2 separate regions of the Homo sapiens genome follow, and region 1 is linked to region 2. A link is an interaction called in ENCODE POLR2A ChIA-PET data of the cell type or tissue named here. Cell type or tissue: CD4-positive, alpha-beta T cell. All regions are shown on one strand. Each heading gives the region's core, and the rest is flanking DNA. Links, peaks and the distances in the headings are about the cores only. Region 1 overlaps MAN1C1 (mannosidase alpha class 1C member 1). Region 2 overlaps MAN1C1 (mannosidase alpha class 1C member 1).

The links. Peaks named below come from ENCODE experiments on the same cell type or tissue, not always from the same donor. Only the 100,000 strongest peaks of a DNase experiment are listed, where the experiment ranks them.
Region 1: POLR2A ChIA-PET joins it to region 2 with 10 read pairs; 5 of 35 experiments call an interaction of 5 or more read pairs at or near these places.

Annotation. Positions count from the first base shown.
Region 1 is chr1:25,638,329-25,646,802 of GRCh38, forward strand. The region is part of intron 1 of MAN1C1 (mannosidase alpha class 1C member 1); the gene reads left to right. Among named protein-coding and RNA genes, the nearest start is that of MAN1C1, 26 kb to the left of the region's middle. RefSeq lists an enhancer at 4,632-4,681 and a silencer at 7,176-7,376. In CD4-positive, alpha-beta T cell, for the core only: no CTCF peak of the experiment used is centred there; DNase peaks (open chromatin) are centred at 4,093 and 4,533; H3K4me3 peaks cover 1,202 bases; H3K27ac peaks cover 1,663 bases.
Region 2 is chr1:25,693,516-25,701,989 of GRCh38, forward strand. The region is part of intron 2 of MAN1C1 (mannosidase alpha class 1C member 1); the gene reads left to right. Among named protein-coding and RNA genes, the nearest start is that of MAN1C1, 81 kb to the left of the region's middle. RefSeq lists an enhancer at 2,195-2,694 and a silencer at 2,423-2,717. In CD4-positive, alpha-beta T cell, for the core only: no CTCF peak of the experiment used is centred there; a DNase peak (open chromatin) is centred at 4,466.

The DNA of each region.
Region 1 (8,474 bases), core at 346-8,345, 55 kb before region 2:
TCATTCTGTTGCTGTCATGTGTTTTACTGCTATGTATGTTATAAACCTCACAATACATTGGTATTATTTTTGCTTTAAACAGTCAGTTGTCTTAAATAAATTAATAACTTAGATTCCTTTTATTTACCCATATACTGACCATTTCCAATATTCTTCATTTCTTCTTATATGTCTGATATCCATCTGGTATTGTTTCCCTTCAGCATGAAAAATCCTTCTTAACATTTTTTTTGTAGTGTAGATCTGCTGGTGACAAATCCTTGCAGCTTTTGTTTTATCAGAAAGCATCTCTATTTTGCCTTTATTTCAAAAGGGTATTTTTGCTGGATATACAATATTAGGTTGACTCTTTCTTTACGCCAAAGATGTCATTCCATTGTCTTGTAGCCTGAATTCTTTCTGATGAGAAGTTACAGGATATTCCCCTGCATGTGCTGGTTTCTCCTTCCCTTTGGATGCTATAAGATTTTCAGTTTATCTTTGTTTTCAGCAATTTGACTATTGTAGTTAGGTGTGATTGTCGTTGTTGATCTTTCTTGGGGTTTCTTGAGCTTATTTTGTCTGTGGATTGATATTTTTTCATCAGTTTGGAAAAAGTTTGGCCCATATTTCTTCTCAGCCCATCTCCTTTTCTTTTATAACTCCAGTTACATATAAGTTAGATTGCTTGATATCATCCTAGAGGTCACTGAGGCTCTGCTCATTTTTTTTCTTTGGTCTTCCTTTCTCTCTGTACTTCTGTGAGGATAATTTATAGTAACCTATCTTTAAGTTCACTGAACGCTTCTGTAATGTACAATATGTTGTAAGCTCACCCAATGACTTTTTTATTTCAGGCAGTTTTTACTTTTAGAATTTCCATTTGGACTTTCTAATGGTTTTTGTTTCTCTGAGATTTCCCATCTGTTCACTGATTGTTTCCATATTTTCCTTAAATCCTAAAGCATATTTATAATAGCTTTTTAAAAAAGTTTTTGTTTGCTATTTCCAACATCTTTGTCATCATTTGGCCTGTTTATATTGACTGACTTATCTGCTGAGTATGGGTCACAGCTTCCTACATCTTAACGTGTTTAGACACTTTTTATTCTATGCTACACATTGTGGATGCTACTTTTTTGAGATTCTAGGTTCATCTGCTTTGAAACAGTTTTTCTCCCCTCTTTTTGTTGGGCTGTCAGCTGTTACTTCTTGTAGCTGTCAGAATACTTGCCTCTGGCTACTATATTCTCCACCCTTCCTTTGTTATTTTCTAACCTGCGGTTGGCTAGGAAACTATTTAATCTAGCTTGTTGGCCTTATATGTAAAGTACAAATAAACAGACATTGAGTAGATCTCTAAAGACTCCTGAATCAAATGCATGAACTTCAGTGTACAGGTTTTTGCATAATTTAGATATTTAAAGATTCTTACTTATTTTTTTGTAATTGGCATTGGATGAGTGAAATATAATTTTGTGTTGAAACTATGACCTGAAGAGAGACAACAGTTCTCCAAAGGGCTCCTAATTTCTGGCTGATGTCATCTCAAGTTATTTGTGTATTTTTTGCTCATCTGCTTTTAGCTGTTAGAAGAAAATGTTTGTTGATATTTGTCGTGTTCTAGTAGCCTCTATCAGTTTGAATTTCAGTATATTATAACCTGTCAAATATTTTCTCTGGGCTTTTTACCTTAAGCCTAATGACTGCTTTTTAAAACTTAGTTTGTAAATTCTCACATTAAAACAGTTTTTAAAAAGAGAATCGTTCACATAAGCCAAATTGCTGAATTACTAATCAGAGGGATGCTAAGTAGCTGAAGGAGTTTCCAAGGCACCATCTGTGAGGTCTGATCTCTTGTCTCTCCTCATTCAGAAAATTTCAATGTGAAGTAAATATCATATTTTATTGCAAAGGCTGCCTTTAATTTCATTTGTCTGATTTGGGATGGGTGAAGGTGTTGAATAAAAGTTTTAAGTCTCTTACTTAAGATCCCTCTCCCCCATCCTCATTCTTGGAATGAACTTTTGAGAGGTTAAACCTATACTTTGCCAAGTAAATGCTGATTTCCTGGGAAGACATTTCAGCACCTTTTCTGTTTTTCTGCACTTCCTTGACCTAAATTAGCAAATCTTCCTCCTTTCCAAGTCTCCCAGAAGCCATTCTCCATGTCTGTCACATACCTTACAGAGCTCTGGAGTAGTCTTGTTTTTTAATTATAAGAATCAATAAGAAAAAGAAGACTTTAGTTTCTTCCTTTCAGAACTGGACCTTAGAGAACAGCCTATAAAATAGAATCAATTTTGCTACTTCAGATTATAAGGAAACCCTTTGTAGAGAAAGGTTCATGTTTTGGCAGAATAATAGCTCAGTCTAGAGACTTCTCTAGCAGTTTCAGATACTGGCATTTTTGTGTGTATAATTAAGTGAGGGGTAGAGACCCCACACTAATGTACACTCAGAGGCGGTATTGTGTAATAACTTCCCTATAATCATGCTAGGATATCTATGCCTGATTGTTGATCCTTGAGTAACTAAAAATGGTGCCAGAAAGGTATCAATCCAGATCGAGCCAAGGGAGACCAACATTAGACATTTCTGTGATTAGGCACTGGAGTAGATTATAGCATGATAAGGTTCTCTGTGCTCTGAGTGAAGTGCTGTTCAACTTGGCGCTAATAGGAGCGGGATTCAGGTTTGTGAGCTCTGGAACTCGAAGTCGACTTGCCTGTTAGAGAAGGGGGTTTTGGATTCTGTATAGCCTGTAGTCTTTTAAATGTAAGAATCCTCAGGGAGTCTGCTTTGAAGGGTAGTCGGGGCTAGGCTGGAACAATGCTTCCTGGACAGATCAGGTCAAAAATTCCCAGTGCGCGGGGTATTCTTAGAGCCCACACATCCTCTTAAGAGTTTAGCTGATCCAGCCAACAGCCTTGCGGCATACAGAGCATGGGCTGTCATCCTGTTTTATGGCTGAGAGGCTGAAGACCCTGAAAAGGGATGTGACCAACCCCAGGTCCCACCAGTTTAAATTGTGATGCCTAGACTTAAACCTCCCCTCCCCACTCCAAGGGTGATGTTCTTTCTGTGACATCATTTGAAGGCTAGTGGGTGATAACTTAGAGGAAGAGTTTTCACTTTGGAATGGAAGAGCGTAGAAACTGTCATAGCCTGGATAGGCATGTAAAAGAACCGGTCTTGTGAATCTTTAGACCAGGGTATCTACCCTTTATTGCAGTCCGGAATTATCTGGGGCATTTTAGTAAATACTGATGCCTGAGTTCCTCCAATTAAATCACAGATGCAAATTTAATTGGTCTTGGGTGTAGCCTGAGCACAGGGATTGAAAAATCTTTAGAATGAACCTATGGCAATTTTGTCTTAGCCTCGACTTATCTCTTTTCTGGCTGTAGTTCCCTTTGACCCACTTATGGAAGAGGTTGGAAATTTTCTGTATTTATTAAGACCTGCACCGAAATTGAGTGAGAAAAAAGCTGGAGACAAGAGTCAAAACTGAGTTTTCCAGAGTTAAGAGCAGACACTGTTTACATGATACGGATAAGCCATGAATTTATTAAAACTTTAAGAGAAATATTGAAAACACCTACCATCTATTGAGTCTCAGTTGCAAGAGCTGAAGGAAAGACAAAGACGAGTCTCTGGCTTTAAGGAATTTTATTGTGTAATCTTGGCATGTACTGGAATCACTTCTAACCACATACAGATGCATGGATGTAGGGAAATATTACTTGGCTGCATCAATATTTGCCTGTCCCACCTAAATCTTTTTTGAGGAAGTAGCCAGGACATAAACAGCTGAAATGAAAATATTTGCTTGTCCCGAAGTCGATTTCCCCACAGGCCATCGCCCTCCCTCCTGTGGCTGCCTCTGCTATTCTCATTAGCTAAGCAGCCTTGCCCTTACAGAGATCCTGAGGGCCTTACAGAGATCCTGAGGGCAACAAAGCCGGTGGTCATCTGTAAAATCCAGTAACTGATTGATGCTCAGGAAATAGGAGATACTGAAGAAGTGAAAGAGCCTAACCCAGTCCCAGGTGGTTCCGACTCTGCAGCCGTGCTCTGCTGTTTCATCTCAGCCATGCCAGGTGCTAGACGTGACTTCACCTGAGAATTGCTGACCTGGGTTGATCAGATCAAATCTATCCAGGCCACCTCTGGCAGAGCAGCAGAAAGTGAGAATATGCTGTAGATTAGTGTGAGAATCCTCCCCAGGGCTTAATGATGGTCCCTTGGAGAGCTCTGTTTCTATGCAAGAAACCTGTGAATTCTCAACCTTTGCCAACTTGCAATCGTTCTTCAATCTGCCCCAACTATTTCTAGCAAATTCTTTGGCTAATACAGCATAGAAAACACATCCTATTTGTCCCAGACTTATTTCATTCCAGCTTCAAGGGGTGGACATTTAGCCTAAGAGCATTCATAGAGAGTCAGACTTCAGAGAATATATTTCCCTCTGTTAAATCGTATATGAAACCAAGCTTGCTCCGAGGCCGCTGGCTGCAGGAAGCAGTGACGAGGATGGAGCTTGGCAGATGGTTGTAGCTGTGGTTTCCTGGAGGCCTGTGTGGGGAGATGATTGTTTGTATATTGGTTTTCATTTATGTATTGGTCTTATTTTCATCTTCCTGAGGTACCCAGATGCTATGGTGATAGATTGATTGGAAATGACTCATTTGTCAGGGTTCTGTGGGGGACGTAGGTTCCCTTCTCATGCGCAGCAGAGTCTAAGATGTTTAATTAGACGCTGAGACATTTCTGCATGGGTCCATTTCTGCCCATTCTCCCAGGTGGACGCCATTTCTTAGATTGCAGAGGGACGGGGTTGGGGAGGGACCTTCTAGTTCTCCATCCTCTCCCTCTATCCTCTTATTTTGTCTGGCTGCAGTCCTTAGTCCTACCTCCCTTTTAATTAATTAATTAATTAATTAATTTATTTACTTACCTTTGAAACAGAGTTTCATTCTTGTCACCCAGGCTGGAGTTCAATAGCACGATCTCTGCTCACTGCAACCTCTGCCTCCTGGTTTTAAGCGATTCTCCAGCCTCAGCCTCCTGAGTAGCTGGGACTACAGGCACCCGCCACCACGCCTGGCTAATTTTTTTTTTTTTTTTTTTTTGTATTTTTAGTAGAGATGGGATTTCACTGTGTTGGCCAGGCTGGTCACGAACTCCTGATCTCAGATAATCCACCTGTCTCGGCCTCCCCAAGTGTTGGGATTACAGGCCTGACCCACCACGCCTGGCCTTTTATATATATATATTTATTATTATTATTATTATTATTATTATTTGCCTCAGCTTCCCGAGTAGCTGGGATTACAGACACCCGCCACCCCACCCAGCTAATTTTTTTGTATTTTTAGTAGATACGGGGTTTCTCCATGTTGGCCAGGCTGGTCTCGAACTCCTGAGCTCAAGTGATCCACCCGCCTCTGCCTCTCAGAGTGCTGGGATTACAGGCATAAGCCACCGTGCCCAGCCCTACCTCCTTTTATCTGCTGTTTTCTACCCCCTAACATTATTGTCCTAAAAATTGCCTTCATGTGGCTGCTAGAATTTGCAGAACTGATTCATGTTGGAAATCTAGTTGTCAAACAGGTCCAAACCAGACTTCATGAAATAATGTAGTTGAACTGATACGCAGTGAGAGGAATATTAAGTGCTGCTTAACTGTTTTGTTCCACTTCAGCTTTTTCAGGGCCTTACTTTGTTCTTACTGTGTGCCAGGCAATGCCTGACATGCTGAGGATGGAAAGGTCTTACGGGTGCACCATGGTAACACCATGGAGATGCTAGATAAAGGTGTGAGCAAAGGGCTGCGGAGTCACCTGAAGATGACGTGAGCCATGGGCGTGGGGGAAAGAATGGCATTTCAGGAGAATGTGGGCAATCCTGGGGGTAGTGGGTTTGCAAACTAGCAGAAAGCTCCGTGTACTGAGTCGTGGGAGGTGTTGTGCATGTGGATATAGGTGCAGCTTGGAAAGGTCAAGGCTTCTACCTGGGACACAAGGTGACATAAAGAAGTGGGAGACTGTGAGACATCTTGGAAGGGGGAGAGGAGTTTAATGCTAGGCGTGATAAAAATGAGATGCTTGTGAAATCTAGGTGGACACATCTAATGGGTTGTTGGAAATATGGGCTTAGGACTGATTGGGGTAATGGTACCAGAGACATATATATATATATATATATATTTTTTTTTTTTTTTTTTTTTTTTTGAGACAAGGTCTCACCCTGTCACCCAGGCTGGAGTACAGTGGTGCGATCTGGGCTCACTGTAGCGTCCGTCTCCCGGGTTCAAGCAATTCTCCAGCCTCAGCCTCTCTGGTACTACAGGAGCGTGCCACCAACACCCAGCTAATTGTTTTGCGTTTTTGTGGAGATGGGGTTTTGCCATGTGACCCAGCCTGGTTTTGAACTCTTGGGCTCAAAGCGATCCTCCTGCCTCAGCCTCCCAAAGTGCTGGGATTACAGGCATGCGCCACCACGCCCGGCCGAGAGATGTAGATTTAGAGGTCCTAGTTTAGCGAGTCAGGGCTTGAAGGCTTGAGCACAGAGCCATTTGAGGAAAACCTGGATGGAAAGGGAGAGGGCTCAGAGCCTTTGGGAACACCAGTGTTTTAAAGAACAACCAGAGGTTGGGGGAGAAGGTTGAGTCAGGTAGCAGAAAGACCAAGTGCCACATCCAGCCTGCTTTTCCCTTTACTAGCTGATTCTGCCAAACCTGACTGCCTGCTGACCCTGGTGAGCATGCCTCAGCCACTGGGGGGCTTTCCTGCAGTTTCCCCTTGTCCTCTCCCCTCGCCTGGTGTGCTGAGGGCGTCTTCACTGGCTGCAGGCTCCTGGGCTTTGTTCCCTTGCTGGCATCAAGGATTGGAAAGCCTCTTTCTCCCCCATCTTCTGACGTTGGTCAAGGCTCACCATTCCACCTCTGCCAAGGAGCTCCAGGCGCTCTGAGCTGTCTGCTTTCTGGCTTCCCACTGAGAGTGCAAGAGCTCACCTGAGGACTGTCCTGTGCCTCTTCTCTTGGGCTGTGCTGCAGGAACCCAGGCTTGTAGCTCATTCCTTATCCCAGCAGAATGCCCAGAGTGGTTCCTCCATCGCCTTTCTGGAAACAGGATGCATCTCTGGCCTGGCCACACACTGAAGATTCACAGGCTAGCTCCTTCATCAGGAAAGAAGTTCATCTTCATTGCTCTCGAGGAAAGGAAGAAATTGCAGAGTGGTGAAGATGTATTTTGTCTTTACTCAGTGACCACAAGCACACAGGGGCCAAATAGATAACACCATGTTCCTCTCAGTTTCTGCCTGGAATCCTCGACTTGAACGGTAGCATTCACTTGAAACCAAGCCCCGACCATTGAAGGGAGAGTCATTTGGCAAAGTTCCTGCTGAAACTGCCATCCACTTATGTCTAAGTGGCATTCTGGCTCCAGCCATCCTTCCAGATTTCCCCGATATCTGAGCCCTCACTGCTGCCACCAGAGCCGCCCTGCTTCTTGGCCCTGCCTGGGTTTGAAGACAGCTCCTCAGCTGGGCTGCATGTCTAAGGAGGTCTTGAAGGCTCGATGCCACAGCAGTCCCTGTCTCTGGCAACAAGTAGCCTTGGCTTTTGCTGTCTTGCCCAAATCACTCTGAGCTTTCTTCAGTGGTGTGAGCATCTTGAAGAATGAATGTTGAGGTCTGCCTATCCCCCAGGGTAGCAGGTGAGATGGGGCCGGTGCATGTCTATTCCAGTTCACTGTTGCAGAACTGAGAAATGTGCGGGGACTTTCTCCTCTGTGTTCGCTGCGTTTTCAGCAGCCAGTGCTGGGCACTTAGCCTTCTTGCATAGGTGCGGAAAGCTAACCGGAGTTCCTGTTCCTTCCTCCGTGCTGGTCCCCGCAGGGCTTGTGGTGGAGGACCCTGTGGCCATCTCACCAACTACACCGAAACGCATCTGACTTCTGACGCCACGCCCGTGTGCGGTGCAGCCTCCCTGCTGGGCCCAGGCCTGGCCGCTTGGAGATGGTGCCCTCATCGTCCTGGGCCTTCCAGGCTGCAGAGGGTGCGGGGAGCACTGAGGAACTGCATAGATGGCTGTGGGAGGTGGTGGCTTTTAAAAAATTGTGGTAAAATACATATAACATAAAAATATATGTTAGCCATTTTAAAATGTACAACTCAATGGCACTAGGTATAATACATTCACAGTGTTACGTGACCATCACCACTGCCTAGTTTCACAACTCTGTCTCCCCAAATGGAAAACCATACCCATTAGGCAGTCACTCCAGACCCACTACCCCCAGCCCAGTCCCTGGCAGCCACGAATCTGCTTTCTGCCTCTGAATTTTTCTATTCTGGATTCTTTATATAAATGGAACCATAGAATATGAGGTCTTATGACAGTTTTGAAGTTCACTGTGTTGTAGTGTGTGCGAGAGTTTCTTTTGATGGCCGGATAAAATCCCATTGTATGGGTAGACCGCATTTTC
Region 2 (8,474 bases), core at 396-8,395:
AGCTACTTGGGAGGCTGAGGCAGGAGAATTGCTTGAACCTGGGAGGTGGAGATTACAGTAAGCCGAGATTGCCCCACTGCACTCCAGCTTGGGCGACAGAATGAGACTCCATCTCGGAAAAAAAGAGAAAATTTGCGATTAGGTGGACCCACGCATTACAAGTTCATGTTGATCAAGGCCAAATGTACTTGCAAAACATACCATTGGCTGTCAGTGTGATGGACAGAGAGGAGAATGGATTTGAGAACTAGACCAGCCTAAGTTTGAATCCTGTCTCTGCCACTTTGTAGTCTTGTCACTTTGGGCGAGTTTCTTAACTTCTCTGCACCTAATTTCCCCATCTGTACAATGGGGATAACAACTACTTCACTCAACAGCTGTAAGGATTAAAGAAAGTTGATGGGTGTAAAACACCTGGTGTATAGTACCTGCCCATATACATTCATAAAATGTAGGCTGCTGTGATTATTATGTTTGTAAAAAGTAATAATGAGAATAAGTATAGTCCAAGGAAAGAAACAGTGCCTGGTGCAGAGTAGGCTTTCAGTACATTTTGTAGAATAAATAAATTGCCTAGTGCAGTCTCTGAGTGCCCTATTTTCCCTCATGTCCTTCGGCCTGGGTTTGGCTGGGTAAGGGCTGGGTCTTGCTGTGTTCTCTATTCCTCTCATCCCCTGCAGCTGCCTTGACCTCTCGTCACAGAGTACACTCCGAATCAGCAGACAGACCCTGTAAAAAGTAGCAGTTCTGCTTAGTCAGCAGATCTGATGTTCAGGCCTCTTCTCTGTGCTTGTGTGGCCAAAAGTAACATCTCCCTGCTCTGAGCCAGCCCCAGGATGACCATGAGGAGCCCCAAATTGGATTCCGCCTCTGCCTCGCAAATCCCCAATAGAACTGCCAGCCAAATCCCCATTTTGAGGGATGATTTATGGCCTTGGGTGAGTTAAGAGGCAAAATGAACACAGCATGATTTTCAGATCACAGGCTGGGAATGTTCAGCCTTGGCAGAGAGAAAAATCATCTTTGCCTTGTAAACGGAGCAAATATGATGTTGAAGAGGGAATAAATCCAGGCCCCAAGATGTCATTTTTACAATTGCTTTTTGGCGTGTGACTTAGTAGTGCCTTCTGCAAACTGTTCATACTCTCCCCCTCCACACACACACACCAGCCTTGGTGGGTCTTTTTGTCGGGGTGAGAGTTACTCCACCAGTGTGGCTGCCTTGGGAACTGCAGATGTTGCCAGATAGATAGTTTGTGAAAACCAGCTGCTTCCCTAGTACGTGGATCTCCACGTATGTTTCTGGGAGGTAGCAGCTTTGACTTCAGAGATATGCCTGGGTTTAAATCCCATCCCTAGCACTTACCAGCTGAGTGAAATTGGGCAAGTCACAAACTTCTCTGAACCTCAGTCTACTCACCTGTGAAATGGGGGGTTAGCACATAGTAAGCCTTCACCAAACATTACATTTTTTTTCTTCCCTGCAGGTATACACACCCTTCCCGGTGTATACATTTGACTTATCTGGCTGAAAATACCATAACTACTTGATGAGTTTTGGTTTTTGGAGGTTTTTTTCTGGAGAAAAAAAATCCATAGCTCCTGGAAACTCAGTGTTGGGCTATGTTGCTCACTGATTCTGGCAGGCCGCGGTGCACATTCCTGACCCAGGCTTTGAGTTTGTTTTGAGAAAAAGCTGTCATCAGCTTTGTAAGTGGTGATGTTGCAATTCCTTGGATAGAATGGGTCAGGCTTAAGGGCAGCAAGCAAACCTTCCTGGTAGTCACATGCTTTGAGAGCCCTGAAAGCGCCATCCGGAGGCCAGAGGATATAAAAGTCGGAGGAAATGGCTTAGGAGCACTGGTCACTGATAGCCAGGCCCTTAGCCCAAGGAAGATAAGAGAACCTGCTGTTAGACAGATGCTACGGCCCCATGGTGGTCTCCTTGTGGCCTTGAGTGACATGTGCACAATTCCTCGGCCACCTTCTGATGATCAGAACATTCCTGGGGCCCAAGGGGTGATCATCAGAGCAAAGCACGCCTCGAAATTAGCTTGCTGCAGTGTCGTGCACTCACACCGCCGACCGACCACTCACCGCTCCACACTCTGCGCTTTCCTTCTTCAAAGAGTTTTTGCCAAGCAGTTTCTAATTAAGATGCATCTTGGCCATTTTCTTGTTCTTTAAAAGGCTTTCCACTAGCACAGAGCATAATTTATTTCTCTAGAAAATATAGTAGCAAGTTGTTGTCAAAAGAAAATTGGAGGTTAGGAGCCTTGGGTTCGTGTCCCCGCTCTGGCGCCAGCAGCCGAGTGAGCCGGCCTCCTCTGGGCCTCGTCTCTTCATCAGTACAAAGGGGTTTGCTTTGTCTCTGCCCAGGGTTCTGTGACTGCTGGTTGGTTACTAGGTTGATTTCTTTCTGTCTTTCTTTCTTTTTCATTTCGAAGGGGGTATTGGGCTGGTCTTCTTGGAATCTGAGATTTCAGCAACAAGTCTTGTTCCTGTCAGGAGAGGAGTGAGTCAGGGTGTCTATTCCCAGAGCAAGTTGCTGGGGATGTAGGAGATGATTCATATTGAAATTGACATTCTCTCCTGGTGGCAGCGTGTTCCGCCCACTTTGCGAAGACCTTTCCTTCCTTAGAAACAAGGCTGAGCCTACAGCAAGAGCCTCCTTTTCTTCTCACCGCATTGATGGCAGCACTTGCCAAGTTTCCCAGCAAACCCTGTGACAAATAGGTATGTGCATTCCCAGAATCTCAGACTACCAGGCCACTTGGATCCTTTGTAGCCTGTGGTCCAGTGTCTGAGGACCGGGAGGCAGGTCCTGAGAGGGCCGGGACTACCTGAGGTCAGACAGCCAGGATCGAACCCTGGTCTTCTAACTTGAGCCTCTATTTTTTTTTTGTTTTAAAATTACTTTTTAAAAATTGGGGTATAACTTATAACATGTCTACATTAAATTGCACAAATCTTAAGTGCACAGTCTAATGGATTTTACATATAGTTACCTCTGTGTAACTGCCATGCAGGTCAAGATTAAAAGCATTTCCATCACCCTAAAAGGTTCTCTCAGGTCCCTCCTAGTCTGTAGCTCCCCAAGGGTAGCTGCTGTTCTTTTTTTACTTTTCTTTTCCTTCTTTTTTTAAATATAGACAGGGTCTAGCTCTGTTGTCCAGACTGGAGTGCAGTGGTGTGACCATAGCTCACTGCAGCCTCTAACTCCTGGGCTCAAACAATCCTCCCACCTCAGCCTCTGGGTAGCTAGGACTACAAGCACGGGACACCACGCCTGGCTAATTTTTTAAATTTTTTGTAGAGATGAGGTCTTGCTATGTTACCCAGGCTGGTCTCAAACTCCTGGCCTCAAGGGGTCCTCCTGCCTCAGCCTCCCACAGTGTTGGGATTACAGGCGTGAGCCACCATGCCTGACTGAGTGGCCACTATTCTGACTTCTATCACCATAGATTAGTTTTGTCTGCTTTAAAATTCTGTATTATACTGCATGTACTCTTTTATGGCGTGCTTTTTTCCTTGTTATTGTATCATGAACACTAGTTTGTTTTTCCTGTTTTTCTTTCCGTTCTGTTCCTGGACATTTTTATTTTCAGGATTTGGTTGTATCATATCAGAAAGAAACCTGTACTCAATGGCAGTTACTCCTCATTTCTCATCCTCTTTCCCCCCTTCCCCAGCCCTAGGCAACCACTAATCTACTTTCTGTCTCTGTATAGATTTGCCTGTTCTGAACACTTCATATAAATGCTATCATACTGTATCTGGTCTTTTGTTACTGACTTCTTTCACTAAGCATAAGGTTTCAAGGTTCATCCACATTGTAGCATGTATTATCAGTACTTCATTCCTAGTGTTATTTGGAATTGCCTAGGAATATTCCTTTGTATGGATATCCCACATTTTATTTGTCCATTCAGCAGCTGATAGACGTTTGGATTGTTTCTACGTTTGTTTGCTGTTATGAATAATGCTGATACGAACATTCATGTATAAGCTTTTGTGTAGACATAGGTTTCCATTTCTCTTGGGTACATGCCTAGGCATGGAATTGCTGGCTCTTTTGGTAGCTCTACATGTAACTTTTTGAGGAACTGCCAGACTGTTCTATAGCGGCTGCACCATTTTAAATTCCCACCAGGGGTGTTTAAGAGTTACGAACACTTCAGTGCATGTTTTTTGGTGGAAATGAGGAGTCGTTTATGTTGGAATACACCTAGGATTTGAATTGCTGGGTCATACTGTATTGGTATGTTAAGTTTTAGTTGGAGGCTGCCAGATTTCCAAAGTAGTTAACCAATTCGTAGTTCTGCCAGCTGTGTGTGAGAATTCTAGTTGCCCCATTATCCTTGCCAGTGCTTGCTATTGTCAGTATGTTTAACTTTCGCCTCCTGCTGAATGCTGCCTCTCTCATCATCAAACCCCACAATGTTCAAAGCCCCAGCTTCCTGGCCCAGAGCTCCCCTGCACTGCCTGCTAAGCGCTGGTCTAGAGATGGTCCCTGCTCTTCCTGCCTTCACTTACGGGTGATTTGGGGCTCCCACACCAGCTGCCTCAAGTGCTTCTTGCAGCAGCAGGAGCAATCAGTGAAGTCTTCCTTCATCCTCTTCTCTTCACACTCCCTGGTGCCATGGGGTGGCCTCTGTTTCCCATTCCACTGCAGCTCTGGTGTGACAGGCTTAAGGTTCTATTGAAGTAGAGCTTCTCCAGTTTGGTACCAGGATAGGGGTATTAATGGAGAAAGTGTTGACCTAGGAGTCAGGAGGCTTGGGTTCTTCAAACCCTGGCCCCACCACTAACTCACTGGGCAGGGATCACGTTTCCTTTCTTAGCCTCAGTTTTCTGTCCTGTAGAATGGGGATGATAATGCCCTCTTACAGGATTGGTGTTGGGATCTCATGAGACCGTTCCTTCATGCGGGTGGTTGTTCAGTGCCTGCCATGCGCTACAGACTGTTTAGGCATAAGACAAGTAGCAGGGAGCAAGACAGACGCTCTGTGACCCTCCCCGGCCAGTGAGGAGACAGACGCATGAATCATACTTCCAGTGAAGACCGTCCGTGCGAGTGCTGTGAGGTACAGGCTTACACCAAGGGCTCCTCAACTCATTCTTGGAGGGGTGAGCTTCAAAAAAGCTTACTGGGGCCGGGTGCAGTGGTTCATGCCTGTAATCCCAGCACTTTGGGAGGTGGAGACAGGCAGATCACAAGGTCAGGAGTTTGAGACCAGCCTGGCCAGCATGGTAAAACCCCGTCTCTACTAAAAATACAAAATTAGCTGGGCATGGTGGCATGCATCTGTAACCCCAGCTACTTGGGAGGCTAGGCAGGAGAATTGCTTGAACCCTGGAGGCGGAAGTTGCAGTGAGTGGAGATCGCGCCACTGCACTCCAGCCTGGGAGACAGAGCAAGACTCTGTCTTGGAAAAAAAAAAAAAAAGCTTCTTGGGAAGGCTGACCTCCATACTGAGACTGGAAGCATGAATGAAGAAGCATGAAAGGCTGGGCGCAGTGCCTCACGCCTATAATCCCAGCACTTTGGGAGGCCAAGGCAGGCAGATCACCTGAGGTTAGGAGTTCGAGACCAGCCTGACCAACATGGAGAAACCCCATCTCTAATACAAAGTTAGTTGAGCTTGGTGGTACATGCCTGTAATCTCAGCTACTCAGGAGGCTGAGGCAGGAGAATCGCTTGAACCGGAGAGGTCGAGATTGCGGTGAGCTGAGATTGCGCCATTGCACTCCAGCCTGGGCAACAAGAGCGAAACTCCATCTTAAATTAAAAAAAAAAAAAAAAGAAGAAGAAGAAGAAGCATGAGAGAGGGATTATGGCACAGAAACACATGGGCAAAGTCCTAGATGGGAGATGTGGCAAGACCTCGGCCCCTTGGGGTCTAAAAGATGTTCAGTGTGGCTGTACTGGGTGGGGGCCATGGTAAGAGACCATCTGTGAGTGGTGCTGGCATATAAATGGGGTCATAAATGCAGCTCCTGGTATTTCCTCCCCACTCTAGGTCCCAAGAGCCAGGATACCTGCCTTCTAATTGCTTTTCAGCCGTCAGTCGACTCTGCCACCCAGATGAGGCCTGATCCCCATCACAGAGCGTGGGCGTCTGGCATATGGTCTCTTGAGTTACTTCTAGGTCCTAAAATAGCAGGTGATTGGGCCACTACTGGGTGTGTTTCATCCTGGCTGATGACAGCCTGGTGCAGCCAGGCAGACAGCAGGGTCAGCCCTGGAGACAGAGGTGCTTCATGGGTCACAGTGGCCCCATGCCGGCCCCACAGCCAGTGGAGACTGAGCCATGGCCACCTCTCTGGAAGGTGGGAGCCAGGGCTTCACTTCCCGCTGCCACTCGGGGCCTCTGAGGCAGGCAGATCTGTTTCCAAGCTCCACAGACAGCTGTTCTCCCAAGCATAAACGGTCAGCATGAGAACTATGCAGGGATCAATAGGAATTGTTGAAAAATTCTGAAAAGAGAGCCCGGAGGAAGACAAAGAGCCCCGGAAGTATGTTGTCAGCACAATTTGGTGCTAATACTCAAGTTTGTTTTTCTTTTCATCAAAGTCTGAAAGGCAGTTGGAAATCCACTGCCCTTGTTTTTTTGTTGTTGTTTTTGTTTTTAATGACTGGATAAAGCACAATTGCATTTTCTCCCCCAATAACTTTGAATTCTGGGAATAGACCATGTAGGGATAACTGCTGCTGTCTAATCCCTCCAATGGCTGCGCAAATATTTAGGACCCGGAGGAGAGGAGTCACCCTGGCTCCCTGCCTTCCTTCTAGCACGCAGGGCATGGCTCCCAGATAATGCTCCTCTTGAAATAGCACTTGCCCAGAAATGCATCTGGAGATTGTTTTGCAACAAGAAACTGACAGTGCTTGGGGACATGGAGAATTTATTTGAATAATTTCTTCAGTTTCTGCAAGTTTGTCCTGAGGACCTTCTCTCTACCAGGCTGGGAGCTGGGAGCAGAGTTGGGCAGAGGATGTGAAAATGAGCAGAACACAGTGGGCTCCTCGGAGAGAAGACACAGGCCATCCCCCTGTGCTACCAGACATGATGCCGGCCTAAGGAACACATCTATGAGAAAGCGGGCATTTAAGAAGAGAGGCTTGTCATACTCCTCGAACTCTTTAAGTGTCTTCATAAAGTTCCCCACAGTTCAGTGCCAGGGAATCACACAGATACTAGAATTTGAATGGAGGCTGGGAGGAGGTAGGCTGGGGTGGTAGATTTTGACAGACATCAGTAAATTTCTCTGTGACAGGTCGGGGGACAGGCCAGGCCAAGCGTAGGAGGCCCTGCTGGGCAGTGTTGGTGCTGCAGATGGGGTTGGGGTGGGAGGCGGGGAATGCAGGCTTGGAAGGAAGAGGCCTCTTGGGGCATTCGGCACCAGCCAGGCACCCCCCAGATGGCTGTCTGCACAGGGCTGACTTCGCCATTAGGCTTGGCGCCTAGGGCCCACAAAAATGTTTTCATTTTAATTTCTTTTAAAATCCGAGGAGAAAAAGCGAACATGATAATGAAGCCAGCCTGGATTATATCCATCTTTATGCCAATGCAGTTGTCAAGGATCATTTTAATATTCGTTTATGGAGGAAGGGGCGGCAAAGGCACCATTGCCGGGACCAGAGGAGTCATTGTGCAGCCCTGCCCTTGGTCCTTGGCTTCCTCCCCAGCCCAGGGGCCTGAAAGCCTGCACCTGCTCAGGCACCATGGGAAGGGTCCCTTTGCATTGTTGTCACAAAAGCTGGCAAATAAACCCACTGAGAACTCGAGTTCTAGTGCTGGGCAGGAAGGGCATAGCCATGGGTGCCCACCGGCTAGTGCAGACCCCTTCCTGTGAGTTTCATGTGTTGCTTACAGTAACTCTGAAGTGGGTGTCATTCTGATGAGGAAACTGAGGCTGAAAGGGAGGTGACTTGCTCAGGCCTGCACACCTGGCAAAGAGGTGTGCAGCAGGTCACAGCCAGGCTTGTCTGCCTCCAACGCCCACATTCCCTGTTTCCTCTGCCTCAGGGACTGGGAACTGCCCAACAGGCAGGACCTCCTATTCAACTTACCTTGTGCAGCAACACATGGTATTGGCCCAGGTGGCACTTTTTGGGGTATTTGGAGATGATAAACAGCAAAACAGGGTCTGTGTGTGTGCCATTGATTCAAAGGGCGTGCGATGTGCCTCTGTTGACCCTATTCATCTTCACCCTTGTGTCCCTCCTCCCTTGTTAGGCTTTAAAAATAAAGCCATGATTTGGAGCAGTGGCTCACGCCTGCAATCCCGGCACTTTGGGAGGCCCAGGCGGGTGGATCACTTGAGGTCAGGAGTTCAAGACCAGCCTGGCCAACATGGAGAAACCTTAACTCTGCTAAAAATACAAAAATCAGCCGGGCGTGGTGGTGCACACCTGTAATCCCAGCTACTTTGGAGGCTGAGGCAGGAGAATCGCTTGAACCTGAGAG